2 separate regions of the Mus musculus genome follow, and region 2 is linked to region 1. Evidence: chromatin contacts called from ENCODE Hi-C data. All regions are on one chromosome and are shown on one strand. The core of a region is the stretch at or near the end of the contact, and the rest is flanking DNA. Distances in the headings are between cores, read along the strand shown.

Region 1 (3,565 bases), core at 808-3,307:
CAGTTTTGTGTGGGGAAGAGTGACACCCTGATGGGGGAAAAGACCCTATACCCCCTCCATCCTCTCTGCTCCATTAGGGTTGTGGTAAGAAATTTGGGGGACCCTGGCAGAGGCTCCGGGACAGGGTGATGAAATGAGGTTTGGGCAAGAGGCCAGGGTGCGGGGTGGGGGTTGGGTGGGGACCTTGAAAAGCTCAAATTCAACGGCTGTGGCCTAGTTATCTTTCTGTTTTTCCATCCCTAAGTCCCTCAGATAAAGTTAAAAAAACTGTCCCTTCCCCAACCAAATTAGCTAGAGTTAATCCCACCCCCAGCCCCCTAATTAAATAACAGCTAAAATCAGATGACTTCTGACAAAGGTCCAATCAAGCCCTAAGATCCCAGGGTCGGTGTAGGTGCTGCCATGGGCAGAGAGAGGCTCAGAGCTAGTAGGTGGAGAAACACCTACTGCTGTCATCAAAGGGGTTCAGGAATATGGCATCTGGGGTCCCTTAGCCCAGCAGTTGGGACCGTCACTTTTCTCTTACTTCCAGACCTCCTCTCCTTATTTAAACAAACACGTTTGTTTCAATGTGGCCTCTAATTTTCCCAAGCCTCTGGGCACCAGTCTAGGTCTGCTTACTACCCGGAAATAAGGATTCTCCATAGAGATTTTCAGGAACCTTCGTTCTGATGCTCTTGGGCCCAGAGAGCCTATATCTTTCTCAGCTTCCGACCCTAGTCCCAGAAGTCTGAGTTCTACTACAGCCGACAAGCTACAGGAAATCAGCTTTTCTCTTCCTCCCAAGAGCTAGAGCAAGAGGGAAACCGCCCACCCCCCTTCAGGCGCGCGCACTCACACCCCTCCCGACACATCCGTGCACCGCCCTGGATTGATCCGGCCACTAGCCCTAGTACCCCCAGTGCCAGGGTTCTGGGATTCTCCCCAAGTTCTTGGATCTCTTCGCCTGAAGAGACTGGGGGTGGGAGGCAATTCAGGAGAATGAGGAGAAAGGGGAGGGAGCCTTCGTCTTCCTCCCGGGTCTTTCCCGAGTCTGAGTTGATGGGGGAGGGGAGGATGAGACTGGCCCCCACATAACCTTCCGACCCTCTCAGTCTGTCTTTCCTCTTACGGCACACGCTTACCCAGCTCCAACCCTCTCAATAGCCCCACCGAGGATCTCGAGGTTCTTCCACTGCCTCCTAAGGCCCTGCCCGGCCTCCGCACCCCCCTCGACTCCCACCCGCCACAGGTCTCCCGCAGCCCACAGATCGCCAGAGACCCTAAGCTTTCTGCGCCCTCTCCTCCCGGTTGGCCCTTAGACCCTGCCTGTACTTCTCCAGCTTCTAGATTCGGGTCCTCTCCTCATGCCACACAAGTTTCGACACCGATCTCACACTCCACGTCGGCCACGGTCCCTCCCTGCTGCAGCGCGGGCCCCCAATTCTAGCTTGGGCCCCCAACTCAAGTCTTGGTCTTTCCAAACTCCGCCCTCCAACTCAAGTCCTGGTCGCTTCCAGTCCTCGGCGCGCCCCCAGTTTCCAGGTGGCCCCCTGCCCGCTTCCCGCCGCCAACCTCGCCACTCACCCGTCCCTTCCCGGCCGGTAAAACTCCACGGAGAAGCCAAAAAGGGAGCCGGGGGGCCCGGAGAGCACCGCCGGGGCCTCCGCGTCTAGGTTGAAGCCCCCAACCTGGAGTGGTGGCGGCCACAGTAGCAGCAGCAGAGGCAGCAGCGGCGGTAGGCGTCGGGGCCCCCAGCGCAGCAGCACCGCGTGGAGAGGAGATCGAGGCGACCGTGGCGTCCAGCTCCCCATAGTGCCCGCTCTTCCCTGTCCTGGGGCCACCGACCCGGAGCCGCTTCCTAAACCTCCCAGAGGCGAATGACTCAACGCGGGGAGGAGTTTGCCAAACTCCCGGCTGGGCCCTCCCCCCGGCCGCCGGGCCGGCTGGCGGGGGGGCATTCCTGGGTCCCGGGGACGCCGAGGCCGCGCCCCGCACCCGAAGGGGCGTGGGGGGCCGCACCTCTGAACCCTGGCTCCGGCCCCAGCTGGAGGCCGGTGGTCTGGCCTGGCTCAGACTGGGCGGGCTTGGGTTCTTCGCCCTCCTCTCCGCTTCCCCCTCCTCCCTCCCCCTCCTTTCCAGATGTACAACGTAAACGCTCGGAAAAGTAGTCGGAAAAGGGAGCAGAAAATTTCCTAATGAGGAAAGGAATCACCTCTGGGGGGCGGAGGGAGCCTGAATATTGTGTGTGTGTGTCTCCCTCATTTCTTCAGGAAAAAAACTTTGGGGTCGAGAGACAGGGGACTCCTCTGGCGTCCGGCCAACAGGGATTCCCCTTGCCTTCCGGGGCCACTGGGTGCCTGGGTTCTGGCCAGCTAGATTGGGACTCTGCAGCCCAGTCACTGAACGCTCCCCAGACAGCCTCCTGGGGTAGCTTCGTTGGCCTCGGGAATTCCGCGGCTGCCCCTCCCCAAGCTGATAGAGTGGAAAGCATAGGACTTTTGGGGTCTCTGACACAGGAGCATTGGGCTTTATTTGCTAACGTTGGGTTTGGAAGTCTCTGTTCTGGCCCTTTCTTGGATTTGATACCTGACCAAGTGGCCAACCTCTCAATTCAGTTCCTTCATCAGATTGCCTGATTTCCTGGATAAGCCCCAGAAAGATAAGTGATGGGTAGCAGTTGTGATGGTGGTGGTGGGGAGTCTTCAAAGGGAACCAACTTTCAGCTTCTGTTGGCCATCTGAAACCCAAGACACTTGCATTATTTGTGTAAGTAGAGGAAGGGGTGGTAGTAAGTGAAGGTACCTTGTTAGCCCCTAGCTCAGGCTGTGTGTGATGAGATCACCTTTCAGGATTCTGGTCTTTATCTTAGTCTGGGGGGAGGGGAGAGAGGCCTACAGTCTCCCCTAATCCCCTTTGCTTTCTACTCCCTTCTCAGCCTTTTTCCTCCAGGACTTCTCCCCTTTCAGAATAAGGCCCACAGAGTAAAATCCTGCCCTCTTCTTGCCCTTCTCTTTTGACCCGTTGTGGCCTGAGGGGATGCTGAATAAAAATCCCAGAGTCATTTTTTTTTTTTTCCTGCTGCATGCTTCCTCTCATCTGTTACTCTTACTCTGCTTTCTGTCCTCAGTCACCCAGCTAGATCTTCAAAAGCAGATCTCCAGGGCCAATTGCAGCCCCAGAGAGAGGCCAGCTGAACAGACTACAGCCTAACCCTGGCTCCATTCCACTTTCACATCTGCAGGTCCTGACCCTTCGTCAGGTGGGAAACATAAGGAATCTGTGGGTCAGGATCTGAGGCAAGCAGTACCCAAAGTCAACCTCTGGTGTGATTGGCCAGGGGGGGAACCCAGGTGAAGAGGAGAATGGACTTTTATTTACTGTTTATAGACATTCATGTGAGGCTTGGGTCCCACATGTGTGAATCCAGCCCTCTCCTTTCTCAGCCCAGACTTTTAGATTTTTTTCCCAGGATTTAGGAGCTGGGGAGGAAGGGGGGAGGTATACAGCTAGGGAGGTGTGTGACTCAGATCCTCCCAGGAGCCTTGGTGGGGGACAGGGGACATAGTGTCCTGCCTTGGTCCTC
Region 2 (3,714 bases), core at 257-2,756, 87 kb after region 1:
AACATACCTTTGTTACCATTGCTAAGTAGGATTGTTCTCAGACTTGAGGGCACACTGGAGTCACCCAGAGAACTTGTTGTAGGATAGCATGTGTTAGGGGCTGGAGAGATAGATGGCTTAGTGGTTGAGTACTTGATGCACTTCCAGAGAACCTAAGTTAGTAGTTTCACACCATCCACCTGTAACTTTAGCTCCAGGGTATCTGATGTTCTCTTCTGTCCTCCTTTGTCATGTGTTTGAGTGTACACACACACACACACACACACACATACACACACACACACACCTTGAAAACAAAAAAACAAAAACAAAACATGCCTGTTCTACCTTAAGATTTTGGGTTGAGGGTTGGAGAGATGGCTCAGTGGTTAAGAGCTCTGGACACTCTTAACAGAGGTCCTGAATTCAATTCCCAGAAACCATATGGTGGCTCATAATCATCTATATTATGATCTGGTGCCCTTTCCTGGCATGCAAGTATATATGCAGATGCACTCATACATTAACTAACTAACTAACTAACTAACTAACTAACTAACTAACTAATCTTAAAAAAAAAGATTTTGTGTTCAGCAGGTCTTGAGTGACGTCAAAGAATTTGTGTGTCTAGTAAGTTTCTTTTAAAATATTTTGTTTTATTGTTTATCAAACCTAACAAGTTTCCAAGTGCTGCTGCTACTGCTGGATCATGCTTACTGATTCACTGTACTAAATACTACAAAGGATATCAATATTAGATATCATACCTGTCATTAGGAAGGAACATATGATGTGGGTGGGAGAGAGAGAAAGCATATGCTTAAAAATATAACAAGGAAGCTAATCCCAGCACACTGGAGGTAGAAGTAGGAGATCAGAGGTTCAAGCTTATCTTCAACTACATAAGGAGATAGATTGAGTATAGCCTGGGGTTTACAAGACTTTCTCAACCCTTGCAACCATGTGATATATATATATATGTGTGTGTGCGTGTGTGAGAGAGAGAGAGTGTGTGTATGTATATATATGTTTATATATAAATATATTTATGTTTATAAATAAAATATAGTGAACATGTCATTGAATGGAATAGTTAGAAAGAGACCAGGGTCCTAAAGGATGCTGGGGCCTAAGGGTCAGTAGAAAATAACAGGCATTCTTGACCGGGATCTAAAAGGGTAAGTGTAGAGGTGAATGGGGCTGGTAGTAGATATTTGTTTGGTGTGTGCTTTGTCTGGGACATTTGGGGAGAGGGAAGGCCAGAACAGTTGGTACTGCATTGTGAGGAGCCGTGAAAGCCTGTTCTCTTCCTCAGCTTCCGCCCACTTCTTACTGAAGTACTGCACAACCAGAAAGAGGAAGTCTCCTCTGCTGAGGGTGCAAGAGGAAGCACAAGAGGGCTCTGAAGGCCTGTGAGCCATAGTGACTGCTATCCTCCATGAGCCAATTACAGAAGCAACCGGAAGCTCGGTGCACCAACCAGGGCGGGTCCTTTTACACAGAGGGTGTTGCCAGCCAGGCTGAGAATATTTGGGGCATTTGGGTCTTGTTATCCGGATGGTCCTCTCTCTCGGTGGCCATCATGTCTTTGACCTCTGCCTATCAGCTTAAATTAGCAGAGAAGCTCACGATCCTGAATGACCGAGGACAGGGAGTTCTCATCCGCATGTACAACATCAAGAAGGTAAGCAAGAAGACCCGTCTAGCAAATCATGGCAGGAACCTGGAGGCCTGCAGGCCCAATAGTCAAGCCATATCTTTTTCTCCATTGCTTTAAGTGGCTTTCAGCCACTTAGACGGTATGGTTCCCACAGTTTGGGGAGATAGAGGGAGGCTTCTTTTTAAGGCGTGTCCTTTCTAGGTATTATTCTTGCCTTTTTGAGAGCATCACCTTTCCCCTATGACTTAGGGTTGGGTGGGAAAGAGAATATTTGTGTTGTGAGTGATTTGATTAAGGGTCTGGGGTCTAGAATTTGGGGTTTACTTATTGTCAGTTTCTCTAGTTTTTGAGTTTTCAAGTTGTGTCTCTGGCAAAAATTGTGTTTGTGTGTGTATGTGTATGTTTGTGTGTAATTATTTCCTTAAAAGGGGAAACATTTAAGGAAGTGGTGTTTTCTAAGGTAGTTTGGGGCTGTGAATGCTGCGTGTGTGTGCTTAGGAGAGTAACTATGAAACTGGACAAAGATGATGCCAAAAGGTGAGCCAGCGACTGTAGAAGGCAGGATAAAGGTGGGTAATTGTGAGACTTTCCAGGAAGAGAAAGAAGGAACTTGTGGAAACGGACCTTTGTGCGTTTTGTAGTAAAGCACCAGGAATATGGTTTCTGTCATGTCGTTTGTAAAGTCTCTTGGGACCCAGAGCTTTATATAAAGTCCAACTTATGATCAGCCACTTTTCTCACTACTTCCGGCTTCAGAGGAGGGGTGGGGAAGCAGCTTCCTCTCTGTGTTAGAGCTAAGCCTCAGTTAAGACAAGATGCCAGGTTGTTAGCTCTTAGGAGTACTAGTTCACTGTCTGGAACGAACTTGGTTTTCAACTACCCTCATGCTTTTATAATAAAATTTCAGACTGCCATTTCCAAAAGAGATAGTGGGAGTGAATGATGCATCCAAAGGCTTGTATCTAAATGGAAAAATAGTACGGTAGTTTAATATTACTTTTTTTTATGTGTAGACCTGTTCAGATTCAAAATCCAAGCCACCTTTTTTACTGGAAAAGTCCATGGAATCATGTCTCAAGTACATCAACAAGAAGTTTCCCAACATAGATGTCCGAAATAGCACGGTGAGAACTTGGGTTCATTTCCTCCTTTCTGTAACATTATTCTTGCATGGCAGATTATTGCAGACTCTCCACTTTGTCTTGTCTTTAAGTGTAGCCACCTATAGTTTCCTAGACTCAGACTCGGGGCTTCAGGCATTGAGGGTCGTAAGCTCAGATGGGAGCCTCCCATGGTGAACTGGGGCACAGTCTTGCCAGCCAGGTTCATGAGGACACCTGGTACACAGAGAAGCATCTCCACCAACCTTGCCGGGCACATCTTTTACTGTAGCACTTGATCTACACTATGCTTCTTTGTTGCTGCATGCTATGCATCCAGTGGCATATCCTGTACTTCTGTATACAGCACAATACTCCTGTACTGTGTTATCCCTAGATTTCTCTCACTCTATTCATAGTATCTTTATACTCTGCTTCTTTTCCTATTGATTTATATAGCAAATGTCTTCACTGAAATGAAACTGAAAATCTCCTTTCAGCTAGTCTTCTGACTGTAGTTTGAATCACATCTGGCCATCCAATCCAGATAGAAAATTTCTGTTTAGAGACTGGAGAATGCTGGCGAGCTATTGATCCCACCCTAGCATGTTCACCCCTTAAAGAATGACTGGGTATTTAAATTTTCAATTCTAATGATTGTCTGGAGAGATAGCTCAGTGGTTAAGAATGATATTACTCTTAGTTTTTAGTTACTTGGAGCAGTTGCTTTTTTAATTTTATTTTTAATTTTACATGTCTTGTTTGATCTGTGTTTCTTTCAGCAACATTTAGGACCAGTGCATCGTGAAAAAGCTGAGATAATTAGATTCCTCACTAACTATTACCAGTCATTTGTGGATGTCATGGAATTTCGGGTGAGTCCTCTGTAGCCAGGGTTAACATGGGCTTCAGGGGCTGAGCCTTTTTAGTAGGTATTCATTTATGTTGCTTATTGTAGGTTCTTGAAAGAAAAGG

The links. Hi-C counts contacts between places; a loop is a spot of excess contacts on that map.
Region 2: a loop to region 1 is called in a map of T-helper 1 cell, with 2.4 times the contacts of the local background. The contact joins the promoter of Nckap1l here to the promoter of Itga5 in region 1. A Hi-C loop is called at or near these places in 5 of 37 maps with a recorded cell type or tissue (CH12.LX, T-helper 1 cell, T-helper 17 cell and 2 more).

Annotation. Positions count from the first base shown.
Region 1 is chr15:103,364,734-103,368,298 of GRCm38, forward strand. It overlaps Itga5 (integrin alpha 5 (fibronectin receptor alpha)), which reads right to left and starts at 2,058. Exons shown (of 30, transcript NM_010577.4): 1 at 1,567-2,058. The coding sequence starts at 1,793.
Region 2 is chr15:103,452,319-103,456,032 of GRCm38, forward strand. Nckap1l (NCK associated protein 1 like) reads left to right here and starts at 1,507. Exons shown (of 31, transcript NM_153505.4): 1 at 1,507-1,663; 2 at 2,653-2,763; 3 at 3,522-3,614. The coding sequence starts at 1,562.